Linked DNA regions of Homo sapiens: region 1 is linked to region 2. The links are chromatin contacts, found by Hi-C in ENCODE. All regions are on one chromosome and are shown on one strand. The core of a region is the stretch at or near the end of the contact, and the rest is flanking DNA. Distances in the headings are between cores, read along the strand shown. Region 1 overlaps CPXM2 (carboxypeptidase X, M14 family member 2). Region 2 overlaps CPXM2 (carboxypeptidase X, M14 family member 2).

The links. Hi-C counts contacts between places; a loop is a spot of excess contacts on that map. Pooled maps may share reads with other maps.
Region 1: a loop to region 2 is called in a map of aorta, with 2.8 times the contacts of the local background. The contact joins two enhancer-like sites. A Hi-C loop is called at or near these places in 7 of 168 maps with a recorded cell type or tissue (HCT116, aorta, ascending aorta and 3 more) and 5 of 50 pooled maps.

The regions. Positions count from the first base shown.
Region 1 is chr10:123,853,529-123,860,336 of GRCh38, forward strand. All of the region lies in intron 3 of CPXM2 (carboxypeptidase X, M14 family member 2), which reads right to left. Among named protein-coding and RNA genes, the nearest start is that of CPXM2, 35 kb to the right of the region's middle. RefSeq lists an enhancer at 6,149-6,649. Within about 2 kb of position 4,568, at least 2 of the 41 ENCODE cell types and tissues checked have a DNase peak (open chromatin) inside an H3K27ac peak, as active enhancers do; they include ascending aorta, where a contact is called at or near this core.
Region 2 is chr10:123,794,930-123,802,169 of GRCh38, forward strand. CPXM2 (carboxypeptidase X, M14 family member 2) reads right to left here. Exons shown (of 14, transcript NM_198148.3): 5 at 4,186-4,270; 6 at 3,047-3,197. Among named protein-coding and RNA genes, the nearest start is that of CPXM2-AS1, 22 kb to the left of the region's middle. Within about 2 kb of position 5,587, at least 2 of the 41 ENCODE cell types and tissues checked have a DNase peak (open chromatin) inside an H3K27ac peak, as active enhancers do; they include ascending aorta, where a contact is called at or near this core.

The DNA.
Region 1 (6,808 bases), core at 3,318-5,817, 58 kb after region 2:
TTATGACAGTGCTGAGTACATGAAAGGTTTCCAGAGGTGTGTTGTGTTTTTGTGTTGTTGTTATAATAAAATGAATAAATAAAAGAAAGAATCTGGCCAGGTGTGGCGGCTCATGCCTGTAATCCCAACACTTTGGGAGGCCAAGGCGGGCAGACCACTTGAGGTCAGGAGTTCGAGACCAGCCCGGCCAACATGGTGAAACCCTGTCTCTACTAAACATACAAAAATTAGCTGGGCATGGTGGCACGTGCCTGTAATCCCAGCTACTCAGGAGGCTGAGGTGCAAGAATCACTTGAACCCGGGAGGTGGAGGTTGCAGTGAGCAGAGATCGTGCCACTGCACTCCAGCCTGGGCGACAGAGCGAGGCTCAGTCTCAAAAAAAGAAAGAAAGAAAGAAAGAATCTGCTGTTATTCTTTCTTTCCCTCCTCCTCTCCTTTTTTCTCCCCTCCCTCTCCCCACCCTGGCTTTTTCTGCTTATATAGCATTTATTGTGTCCTTGAAGCACTAACACAGAATGACCTACACACCTGATTCCCAACCATGCACCTCCAGGAGACGGTCATCTGACCTGTGTGTAGCAGGGCAGGTGCCCTGGGGAACCATCCCCATGAGGCATCACTGGAGAAGCAGCTCTGACTGCTGAACGCACACACAGGCTCCGGGGGTGACTACTGATGCCTCTCAGATCAGACTTTTCTGGGCCCTTCCTGGATGTGGGCGTGGGAGAGCCTAGGGGAAACTCAAGCCAGTGGTCAGGGAGATAAGGCAGCACAAGCTGAGAGGCAGGGGTGGCCCAAGAGCTAGTGAACAAATATATATATATATATAAAAATATATATATATAATATATATATAATATATATATTATATATATATTATATATAAAATATATAATATATATATAATATACTTTTATATATAATATATATAATATATATTTTATATATATTTGTTTTAGAGATAAGGAAACTGAAGTCAGGGGCTAAGTGACCTGCCCTAACCCCACAGCTACTAAGTACAGACCTGAGACCCTAATCTCAGTTTTCCGGCTGTAGATAACCCAGGGCTCCTTCCCTGCCAGCTCCAGCACCCAAGTGATGGCTCGGCTTGTTCAACAGACAACCCCCGGAGCCTGTGTGTCTACTCCGCAGTCATAACTGCACTGTGCCTTCTCCAGCGATACCTCATGGGGATGGTTCCCCAGGGCACCTGCCTCACTGTACACAGGTAGGATGACCGTCTTCTGGATGTGCACGTCTCCCAGCAATCAGGTGTGTAGGTCATTCTGTGTTAGTGCTTCAAGGACACAACATATGAAATTTAATAACATATTAAAGAAAAATGCACACAGCAAACAGAACAGAATCTATATCTGAACCAGATAATCCTGTGGTTCCTTAATAATCTGTGGTTCATGGGTCAAGGAGGCTTTGGTGGTTTTGGACCCTTTTTACTTTGGTTACATTGTCCTTCTACCGGCTTGTATGTCTACACTGTAAGCTTCTTGAGAAATAAGAACAGCATATTACCATCATACTAGATATTCATTTTGATTTCTCCAAGGGAGTCACAATTTAAAATATTCAGTCCTGTTATTCCCATAAAAATCCAAATACCCAAAATTCCAGTGTTTTGGCATCCAAACACTGTCTCCCAGACTGTTTGCTTGAAGCCAGATGTAGAACAAAATCCCTTTATCAGAACAAACACGACATTCCTTGACTCGGAAACTATGTCTACTGTGATTATTTTTGCCTCTGCAGCACTTAGCACATATATGGCCCCCAAGAAGAACTTGTGAGACACAGTAAGGTTTTGCATAGCCAGGAAAAACAAAAACAAACAAAACAGAAAATCGGGAAGGCATGAAGGAAGAGATAGGCTTAGGGTCAAAGACACGGGTGCAGGGCCCAGCCACAGGCAGGTGTGGGTCGGGCACAGGTGAGACCTGGGAAAATGGTACTGCCAAAGGTTCTCCATAGACTTCCTGCCAGGAGAAATGTGGGTGGCCTCCACCTTTGGTCAAAGTGGGGCCCCAAGAGCACTGGGGCCAAAAGGTACAGGGAGACACGTACAGGACGTGCCCTGGAACATGAGCTGTGACACAGGATAAAACTCAGTTGGTTCAATGTTCTAAAACTGCATTCATGTCTTCATGCGGGGGTACAAATGAAGCCACAGGCAGCAGCCGCCTCCAAATATCCCACCTCATTTTAGGTAAAAAGTGGATGAGAACACTGGAACTAGATTCTAGTACTGGCATCGAGGTGCTCCATATAATTTTTTTAAGGAAATGACTGAGGAGAGGACTCATGATTCCTTCCAGCAGTGCTGGGGAAATGGCTCTGACAGACACTATTATTATGGCCAGACGTTTCCTCCTGGAAGAGCTGCAAGAGGTGAGCCTCTCTCTCTAGGGGACCAAACTCTCAGTCATTTCTAACATGGGTGAGACAAGACCTGGTCCACAGAGTGCCAAACGACCGTGACCAGGCTATCACAAGGACACCCAGAGCTGTGCAGGGAGTGTGCTACGTTTTTCCTTGTGACCTCAAAACATCAGCTGTTTCTTCCAAGCTCTGATCTAAGCACCAACTTTTCTACATCCCCATTTATAAGGGATGTAAGTCGGTCCCCAGTTATAGGCAGGAATTGTGGTGACATCCTGAGTCCCAACCACACACTTGGTGTTTCATTTCTTCTGATCACACGTCAGACCCTGACTGACTTACTGTAATTTAAATTCTTGAGAATGAGGTTGAAAGCCAGCCCTCTGACACGGCAGTGCTTACTACTGCAATCTGTTTGAGGCTTGCCAGCTAGGAAAATATCCAAAATAATAACAGTGGTGCAATAAATCACTTCAGCAGGGCTGCTGTCCCCGAACCCCCTTCCTTAGTTTATGACCCAGGGAAAATATCTTAGGGTCCTCAAAGGAGGATTCTTTGGGGTGGGGCAGGTGATGAGCTGCCATTAGATGACCCACCTGAACATAGGGTCACTTCCTAAGACTACCTACAGGCAAAGGATCCAAGCATGTTTTGTTTTGGTTTGGTTTGGCTTTTTTTTGTTTTTTTTTGAGACAGAGTCTCATCCTCTCGCCCAGGCTGGAGTGCAGTGGCATGATCATGGCTCACTGCAACCTCAGCCTCCCAGGTTCAAGTGATTCTCCTGCCTCAACCTCCCAAGTAGCTGGGATTACAGGCGTGTGCCACCACGCCCGGCTAATTTTTGTATGTTTAGTAGAGACGGGATTTTGCCACATTGGCCAGGCTGGTCTTGAATTCCTGACCTCAGGTGATCCACCCGCCTCGGCCTCCCAAAGTGCTGGGGTTACAGGCATGAGCCACCGCACCTAGCCCTAAGCATGATTTTAGAGGTCATTGTCAATATGTTCTCTTGGAGACTCAGAATGTTAATTTCCAATCTGTCCGTAGTTGCTCCCAGAATGGAAGAAACCAGTGACTGTTTCTAAATGAGATCACAGCCTCACAAGTGAGTTAGTATAAAGGGGTCCTGGGCGCACAGGAAGAATAATCATAGGTGAGGGGCCGAACTTTTGCTCTCCTGCTGAACTGGATGTCTTCCTTGAATTCCTGAAAAGTCTATTTTGTCCCAATGTAGTGATAAAATGTAAATGTTGGTTTTTTTCTCTAACCTTATATTATTAAGTTAACAAAAGTAAAATTCTACTTGAAAAAAAGGAAGTATTGAGTTATAAGGACTCTTTCAAAGTCTTCTGCTTAAAATGATGGAAAAGGAGACAGGTATTTCTGTAGTAACACGGCAAATGTATTCCAGTAAAAGTTCCCAGTCTAAAACCCAGCTCACCAGCCAGCCCATTCAAAATCTATACAGGTCTAGAAGCAGAAGACTGAAAAAAATTAATTTTAAAAACACATTAGCACAATTAAGGAGACACGTTGAGTTGCTCAAAACAGTGTTTAAATACAGCTGTAATTATAGGATTTGATCTGAAAAGGAAACAAGCAGGGAGGCAGGTGATGCCAGCGATGGAAGGCGGCGTGGAGATGGAAGGCGGCGTGGAGATGGAAGGCGGCGTGGAGATGGAAGGCGGCGTGGAGATGGAAGGCGGCGTGGAGATGGAAGGCGGCGTGGAGATGGAAGGCGGCGTGGAGATGGAAGGCGGCGTGGAGCTGCTGAGTTGAAGGCTAGGGCAAAACGGAGAAGAACCTGAGCAATGCACCAGCACAGGCCCCACTGACGCCGAGGAACAGGAGGCACAGGGCACCACGCACGGGACTCCGCAGCTTCCACGCTCGCCCCTGACAGTGCACTCTGTGGTCAGGTGCTGGTGCTGGGTCCCACAGACTATTCATAGACTCCACACTCACCCGTGACAGCGCACTCTGTGGTCAGGTGCTGATACTTGGTCCCACAGCCCATTCATAGACTTTACACTCACCCGTGACAGTGCACTCTGTGGCCAGGTGCTGATACTTGGTCCCACAGACCACTGATAGACTCCATATTCACCCGTGACAGTGCACTCTGTGGCCAGGTGCTGGTGCTCGGCCCCACAGACCATTCACAGACTAGCAAAAGTCACACATGAACCAATGCTGCTTCTGTGTCATAATGACATCATCCCTGTATCTGCCAACCACACAGGGCAAATATGCACTAGAAAAACACATGTGACAGCAGACCAGCCTGCCCGGCCGCCTCCTAGGCTTCTCCTGCTTAAGCTCCCTTAAGCACTGCAGCCACTACACAGAAGCTTTGTTGATTCAGCGCATCCATATGTGCAGACACCGCGCTCACACAGGGTGGGGAATACCCAGAAATGCAAGAGACACATTTTCTGCAAGCGGCTCAGCATTTGGCGAGGGTGCAGATGAATAAATCAATGTGAGATAACTGTCAGAAAAGAGAGATGTACACGGTTTGATCACTAGTCCAGCTGTTGGACCTATACCACTTCTATCTGTTGACTTGGGAGGCAATTTTATGGCATCATTAGGAGCAACAACTCAAGGTTTAAAGCTGCCTGGATTCTTAATCTGCCCCTCCTGGGAAATGTGAGCTGAGTCATCCCATGCTCCCTGTGTCTGTTTTTCTATAAGGCAGAGGTAATAATAACAGTACTGTCTTCCATGTTGGAGGAATAAATGAAATCACGTGCATAAGGCACTTAGCACTGTGCCAATAATGCTTGGAGCTGATTCCCACTCTCCCTCTGCTAAAGACTGAAGCATCTTGAAGGCAGAGAATCCCTAGGGCTTTTTGTCATGGCCCTTTCCATGCCTGTCACATAGCAGGCACCTCACAATGGTCTGCTGCAAGAATGAATGCTAATAGGTAAGAATATGCATTTGAGAACTGCCAAAGGCAATTCTTTTTCTTTACTCCTTTTGACACTCACAATTCCATGACGGAGGAAGAGCCAGCGGTGGGACCTGCACCTTCCTGATGACGACACTGAGCCTTGGAGAATGAGGGCATCTCACCCGAGGCCACATGGCTGGTCAGCAGAGCGACCAGCACCAGCATCCCAGCCTGTGAGCCCCATACCTTCCAGCCTGGACCACAGCCACATCTGCGCCTATAGAGTCCTAGGCCGGCACAGCGCTAGGCTAAACCAGCTCACAGCCTGCACTAGGGTATTAAACACAGTTTCTAATTCTGACATCTTGGGGTTTCTCGATCACAAAATCCCATTAGCTCAACACGCCTACAAAATACTCGTATGTGAGACAAGATGTGGTTATTTTTAAACTGCATTTCAAACCGTTCTGTGTGGGGAGATGTATTTTTGGCACACACTGACTTTAATTATGCACCTGTGACAGTGGAATCACACTGCATGTGGCACTGGCTCTGGAAGACACAAACCACAAAAGTGGGCTGACCTCGTCCCCATTTCCCTGTGGCACAGGAGCACAGCCCTGCTGACACCTCGATTTAGCCTAGTGTGCTCCCCGTGGGGGACTGGGGCTGTATGTCGAAGCCCACAGACACACATTGCAAACGACACTGTCCTGTCTGGGGTTGACACCAGGTACCCGAGTAGGGTCAGAGCCAGAGGCTGGGGATGGCGGGCCCAGATTTGGCTATTAAAGCAGCAACTTCACAGTCTAAGAGCAGGTACGGAGACTTTCCTGTGAGAAAGCATCAGGGTAAATAAGATGCCCCTGAAGAAAGAAAAACCCACGAAGACAAATAGCACTGATGTGATCCCCATGCACGGCCTCCTTTTCACCCTGACCACAGGCAGGAGAGTGCGCTCAGCCAATGCATTCACTGAGGGGAGCTTGGCATTCTGCCTGGGGTGGGCCTCTCACGGGTGAAAGACTACCTGAAGCCAGGAAGACGAAGTGAGGACAGCCTCGCCGGCTGCTCCCTGCTGGACGCCCCATCTACGGTGAGGCTCCTGTGCAGCCCAGGAAAGGTAGGTCAGTGAATAAACACCATCTGCACCTCAGCCAGGTCTCCGTCCATATCCTCAGTGCACCTCCCATGTTGCAGGTGCTATTCTGCACACCAGGGGCTGGGCAAGCAGGAGAAACAAGGCCACATCTAACATGGGGCTTACTCACAAGGAAGGGGCAGATACAACCCAAGGAAATAAGTAAATGAAGGTTCAGAGAGAGACCCAGTCACCCAAGACCAACCTGGGACTTTCCTCATACAGTAACTAGAAGCCACCAGAGCCTTTCAACAGAGGAAGGAGATGATCCAGGGAATGTTTTAAAATCAGAAGTCACCTAAGGTCACCACTCAAGGAACTCTGTGAGTGATTAGGACTCTCATCTTTCTGATGAGGCAACTGAGCCTCAGAGACA
Region 2 (7,240 bases), core at 4,337-6,836:
TGGATAATTTTTGTATTTTTAGTAGAGACGGGGTTTCAGCATGTTGGCCAGGCTGGTCTCGAACTCCTGACCTCAAGTGATCCACCTGCTTCAGCCTTGCAAAGTGCTGGGATTACAGGTGGGAGCCACCATGCCCTGCCAAATTATTTTTAATTGTGGAAAACTACACATAACATAAAGGTTACCACTTGACCATTTTTCCAGTGTATAGTGCAGTAGTGATGAGTACATACACCTTGCTGTGAAACCACCAGCCATCTCCAGAATGTTTTCATCTTGCAAAACTGACAGTCTGTACCCACTCAACAACAACTCTCCATTTTCTTTGACTTTTGAGCTTTAAAAATTCTATTAATAGACCATGGTATATGGTAATTCACTTTTCAGCTCAAAAATTTCTGGAAACATTATGCATAGAGTCTTAAAAAGCACCAGCACCCTCATCCGCCCCCACCGGAGAGTTCACAGGAAGATAGTGAGGGAAGAAGGGGACAGAACAAAGAGACGCAGAAGCAAAGGTAAATGAATGTTTCGTGAGAAAGAGGCCTGGAAAGTGCAGACTCGGAGAGGCTACGTTTAAACCACGAGGTCACCTTGGGTCATCCCTGGCTCTGGCCTCAATAACTTTTACAAAGGAATCTCCCTAGCACCGGGGTGATAAGCAAGACTCATTTTGGGCCCCTGAGCTGCCCCATCCTTGGACATGATGACCCCATCAGGCAGCATGCGTGAACAGCCGCTCCCCTCTGAGCAAACTGCTAAGTAACTTCTAGAAAAAAAAAATGGTCCTCAATATTTGGGGGGTGGAAAATAGAACCATTCTGAGTCCATACATGAATTCAGATTTCACAGTGTAACCCTGACTTTGTGAGGGTTTAAAGGCCCTCCAGGGCCCATCTTCAAACACGCACACACCAAGAATAACTTCACAGGGAAGTATTTATTTCATGAGACTCTCATAGGCTGCCTTTTTGCCCTTTGCCAACAACAGATGAGTTCCTACCCGCAGAGAAAAGCTGCGGCCCTACTTTTTCAAGCAAGCAGACCAAGGCTGTGCTGAGCAGAATAGGAGAGCAAGACTCCTGGGCTGGCATCAAGAGGGCCAGAGCCCATAAATGCCTCCTGAAGATACCTGTGCCCACAGTCGCCCTGTGCTGGAGAGCCCAGCGGGTCCAGGATGCCGGGACCAGTCCTGAGGCAGTTCCTGCACCAGCCCGCCACAGAAGGAGGCCCACATCCACGATCAGGCCTTCCACATTCTCTCTGCATCGGCCTTGAAACTGGGCACATTCTTTGTACCAGCAATCCTATTTATCATAATCTAATTTCAGGAAATAATTGTGGACACACACAAAAGAAGGACAGAGCAATAAGAATGTTCTCTGTGGGGTTGTTTACAGAATCCAGTGATTAGAAACAACTGAACTTCCAACCGTCTGAGGCAGATTGAAAACATGGCATTTTTTCCACGGGCTAGGGGAGAAGCATCCCAAAGACAGATGGTCTCTAATGGTTTTGATGACATAAAAAAACTTGCACAATCGAATAAGTACACATAAATATAAAACACACAAAAAATATGACCAGTGTGAGGGTAAGCAGTTAGGTAGATAGATCTGTCTTTCTCACCAACATGAGGTTTGTATTCTAAAAAATCTGAGGTTGGCTAGCAAGATCATGAATACTACGGGATTGAGAGAAAAACAATTAAATGACCTTCAGTATGCTTCAAAAATACAGGAAATGTAAGTTCATGAAGAGGGGGTTACTACAGAAATAGCATCAGAGCTGGTACCCTGCCCCAGGCAGTGCTGGAAGGGACTACGAGTCCCATAGGTAGCCAGCCCTGCACCTCACACTAGGCAGGAGTGGGAAGGCCTCACTGGAGAGTTTGGGGGATGAGTGACGACTGTGCCCCATGTCCCCACAGCCTGACTGCGTGGGTGGACTGCGGGTGAACAGGAATGTGAAGTTTCCTATAGGCCCCATGAAGTGATGAGGCCCTGTAGGGGGTGATCTCAGGCCAGCCACCTTCTTTGGAGATGTGTGGTCAGGATGAAGAGGCTGCAGCCTGCAGGCTCCATCCAGGCACAAGCTTGGAATGCCTGAAAGGCTGAGACAGAGCAGCCTGTGCAGAGAAGACATTACCAAAGATGCAGGTGGCACATGTGAATTCAAACCCCCTTTCTTCAAGCCACCCCGAGGTTACCCCCAAATATCTCATGTGAAAATAAGGCAAGTGGAATACTACCTGAGTAAGCATTTACCCAAAGACACAGGCTTCCAAGAGCAGCTACTTCATCAGAAAAAGACTGTCAATGGTTTAGAATGAACTTCTACTCCCTCCTACCCCACCGCCACTACCCAGTGTAATGGTATCTGCCAATGACAGATAAACGTGTTCTCCCAAATTTCAACATAATTTTCTTTTTTCTCACTTCTGAGTGGTAGGCATCATCTTAAAATCACTATAGGCAAAACTACACTTGGCAAGGGACTTTAGTAGCCCGATTGTTCACTGTGCTTCCCAGTGGGCTTATGGGAAATGTTTACTCATTTTCTTTTTGGTTCACTTATGTTTTCTAAATATTCTACCATAGACATGTATTTTTTTACATAAGAAAACAACTGCTTGGTTTATTATTACTTTTTACCTTTTTATTTTTTTGAGACAGGGTGGAGTGTAGTGGTGCTATTTCGGCTCACTGCAGCCTTGACCTCTGGGCTCAAGTGATCCTCCTGCCTCAGCCTCCCAAGTAGCTGGGACTACAGGCTCACTCCACCATGCCTGGGTAATTTTTATATTTTATTTATTATTTATTTATTTTTATTTTTGTGGAGACAATGTCTCCCTTTGTGGCCCAGGCTGGTCTTGGATTTCCAGACTCAAGTGATTGATTCTGCCTCCTCAGCCTCCCAAAATGCTGGGATTACAGGCATGAGCTACTGTGCCTGGTCTGCTTAGTTTATTTTTATTTGTCTTGGCTGGGCATCTGTTTTCCATCAGTGCTCCCACCCTGCAGGAAGCACAGGAGGGTGAACTCACCTGGCAGTGGGCAGCCCAGGATCTCCATTCTCATGCAGATGCTCCCATTATCAAACCAGGACTGAGGGTTTATGCGGATGTAGCGGGCCACCATGGGGACGGGTAGCTCATTGAGAACAGGGATCTCCTTCTCACTGTTTCCCTCAAATATCTATTTATGCTCATGGGAGAAAAGGAAAATCTTTTAGTGCTTAATTACCAAGGGATAAAAAGTCAGAATTCACTCATTCAACAAGACTTTATTGAGGAAAACCTAATGTGTGCTGTGCATTGAAAAGAAAAAAAAAAAAAAAAGAAATGAATCAGGCCTGGATCCTGCCCTCAGGAAGCCTCCATCTAGTTGGTATGCAGGGAGTGGGGCTGGTAATTATATACTGTAGAAAAAATCTATCGGTGTCACGGCAAAAGGACAACTAGAGAGCTTTGGGATTTCAGAAGATGGAGAGGACCAGGCAAAGTTTTGGGGAAGAGGGGCTGTTTGAACTGGCATTGAAGGAAAGCTATTTAGATCCGTAGGGATGAGAGGGTATCCAGAGAAAATGAACAATGAGTGCAGAAGCCTAAATATTGGATTCATAGGCAGAAGAGCAGCTGTTTCACTTGTACAAGGACACAGGACTGTGTGTAGGGGGTAAGAATGAGAAAGAAGGTTGAAAAAGGAGGCCACAGTCAAGACTAGTCAGACTATGTAAGACATTGGATACCATGCTAGGAATATGCACTTGAGAATCTGAGGAAGAGAGTGACAGGATCAGGACTAAGCTGGAGCTAATCATGGAACTAAAAGGCCAAGGTCACCAAATGAAGTTAGGAAACTATTAAGAACAGCTGCAAGGGGCCCTAGCATGCCCCATGCATGCAACTTCCAGGGCTAACTTGCAAATTACATAAAAGGCTGCATTCCTGCAGTTGCCTGATGGGAGTAAATAAAGGCTGAATTTTACATTAGCTCTAAATGTGTGTCACTTGCTGCTGGGCTTCAGGGCAGGGAAAGGGTCTCTGTCCATCAGACTGTAGTGGTAGGTTTGAGTTGACAGAGAATCCACAAATCTCCAAAGAGTTGATCATACATTGCCTCTCTTTGCAAAACCCCACCCAGCCAGGAAGAAAGGCATGGTTAAATGGAGGATGAGACTCACCATGTCTCCAGATCCATTCTTAACAGTGACCCACGTGTGGCTGTCATTGCTCACCATGACCTTATAGGATGTCACCCAGTCACTCCTATGAGAAAATAAAACATCATTAGGACTACACACTTTAAAATGTTTGTTCTTCCATGAAGAGGTTTAGAAGTGAGGAGAGCAGGTGCCAGAGGCAGATGGCACTGGGTCAAACCCTGGCTCCAGGACATTTACAGCTCTGTGACCTCAGTCAGGTAACTAACTGACCCATCTATGCCACTATATATTCATCCATAATATGGGAATCATAAAAGCATCAACCTTAAAGAATTAATGTAAGCCTCCGTTTAATGCCCTTTAATCACTTAGAACAAGGCCTAGCCCCTAGTAATCACTAACCGTTGATCACAGATGTAAAGATATACAAATGTGTACGTAACTGTTTGCACTGAACACCTACATCACACCCAAGAAGCTCAGTGGAAAAATAATCTGGGTAAAGGTTGCAAACCGGTTTAAACATTTTGGTTAGGAAGCTGATTTGGGAATGTAACAAATGAGATTTTACCAATCACAAAAATAAAATGTTGAGTCTCTAAGAGATACTGAGTTTCTCCTTGGCTGTCACAGCCACACAGACAATCCCCACCCCAGGAAGAATCCAGTGATGGCTGGACCCAAATAAATACCCCCATCATCACACCCTACTGCACAGAAATTTCTGGGGGTAAATTAGCCATAATTTGACTTTCCAGAGTGGAGGTTAACCTGATAGCCTTGGCAAGAAAAGCGACCTACATCTTTTTTTCTCTCTGCCTCAGTTTTTTATAATATTAGTTGTTGAACAATATAGGAAAGTCTTCCTGAGTACACCCCCTCTTTTAATTTTTTAAATATTGGAACTAAGAAGCAATTTACTAGTTTTTTGGTTTTTTTTTTTTTTTTTTTTTTAGAAAATTCTGCCCATTGAAGTATTTGGAATCCTTTTCCTACTTGCCTGCTTGCCCTCAGGATTCAGATCTATCCAAATAAAGTTTTGAGTTTCCTGTCTGAATTTATACTGCCCAGTAGAGTTTATTTCAAAAGAACAGCTGGTTCTATGCATTCTGGTTCATCCGACTGACTTGTCATGAAAATGATTCTTAGGTGATTTTATACATGCTTGGAAACAAACCCTCATCTCACACCTTCTCTTCTTCTCCTCTCTCCTCCCCACCAGCTCTGTCTGAATACCCGTTAGAAGCCAGAATCGATCACACACCACATTCCTCCTCTGAGAGTCACCAGTTTGAGCCCAGGGCTGGGGAGGGAGATGCATTAGCATTGCCTTAACAAGAAAAGCACCTCGGCAACAGCTCCTTCCTTTGCCCTGGAAAATTATCCACACCCAAAATAGCAACCTGTTTCCCACACACAAATAATTTCCGAATGACTTGTAGCTGCCGTTCCTTTGCTGCCTGTTTTTCAGCTGATAAGGCCCGAGGGTGATACAGCAAGACAGACAACAGAGGCGGGAGCTGTATCCTGCCGAGAGAGAGGTGATGAATGTAGGAAACCCCTCGGTCAAGAGAAGCACAAGACAATAAGAGGGGAGTAAAGAGAAAAATAAAAAGAAGTTCTCCAAAGAAAAAGGAGAGGGCAGGGAAAAAAAGGAAATGAAAGCCAAGTCATAATTTCTCAAACTCAAAAAAAAAATAAGAATACCAATCCCCTACTTATGTTTGAATCGTAATTGTTTCTATGGCTCAGAACTATCTTCTGAACTGCAAAGCTACATCATATCCTCCTGCCTAGTTGACCCCTCCACTTAAAGTCTCTGCGACATCTCAAATTTAACTTGCTTTAAACGAACTGATTCACGCCTTCCGCTCTACACTCTGACGTGACAGTCCACCAGAGGCCCTGCCCCAAGAAAGGTACTGCCATTCACCCAGGGAGACCAAAATCCCAGTGTTAGCCTGGGTGTCCCACCTTCCCTTCCTCCCTGATACGGTTTGGCTGTGTCCTCACCCAAATTTCATTTTGAATTGTAGCTCCCATAATCCCCACATGTTGTTGGGGGGACCCAGTGGGAGGTAATTAAATCATGGGGGCAGGTTCTTCCCATCTCATTCTCATGATAGTGAATAAGTCTCACAAGACCTGACGGTTTTGTAAAGGGCAGTTTCCCTGCACACGCTCTCTTGCCTGCCGCCAGGTGAGACATGACTGCTCCTCTTTCGCTTTCCACCGTGATTGTGAGGCCTCCCCAGCCATGTGGAACTGTGAGTCCATTAAATCTCCTTTTCTTTATAAGTTACCTAGTCTCGGGTATTTCTCCATAGCAGTATGAAAACAGAATAACACATTCCCCTATATTGAATCCATCACCAAGTTCTGTCAATTTTAACTCCCGCATTTTCAAGAATGTATCCAACTCTCTCCACCTCCCCTGCCACCACCCCAGTTCACTCTCTCAGGCCCCCTGGCATCTAAATTGCTCCCCCATCTATCTTGCAGGCAAGAGCTTACTTTTCTAATGAAATATGATCATGTCATCCCTGCTTAAAATAGCTCTTATTTTAAGTATTCTTATATTAAATATTGTGCTATCTTAGTATTAACAAAATCCCCATCACGTTCTACGAGACCCTTGCTTGCCTTGCGTTCTCCGTGTTCTTTCTTTCAATTCCTAATACTGTTTATACTCTCTCTTGCCCCAGGGCCTTTGCACATACTGCTGCAGCTGTTTGAACTCCTCCTCTTCTCTCCTCCTCTGTCTGCCTTTAAATTATTCAGACCTCATACCAAGTAAAAAAGCTAGTCTTAACCCTTCAATCTAGCCAATTTCTTTCTTATATGCTTTCTTTCATAGTTTAATTCAGTTTGTAATTTCATACTCCTTTCTGGAATTACTTGATACTGTCGTTCTCTCCCACTGACGTATAAGCATCTCACAGATGGAGGAAGGAGGGCACATGGCACTTGGAGGACAGAAAGGATGCTGGTGCCCCAGGAGAGCAGAGGAAGGGACAGGGGAGCAGAGGCCAGGGCATGGTAGGCTTTTAGGCCATTTGATAGGAGTGGAACT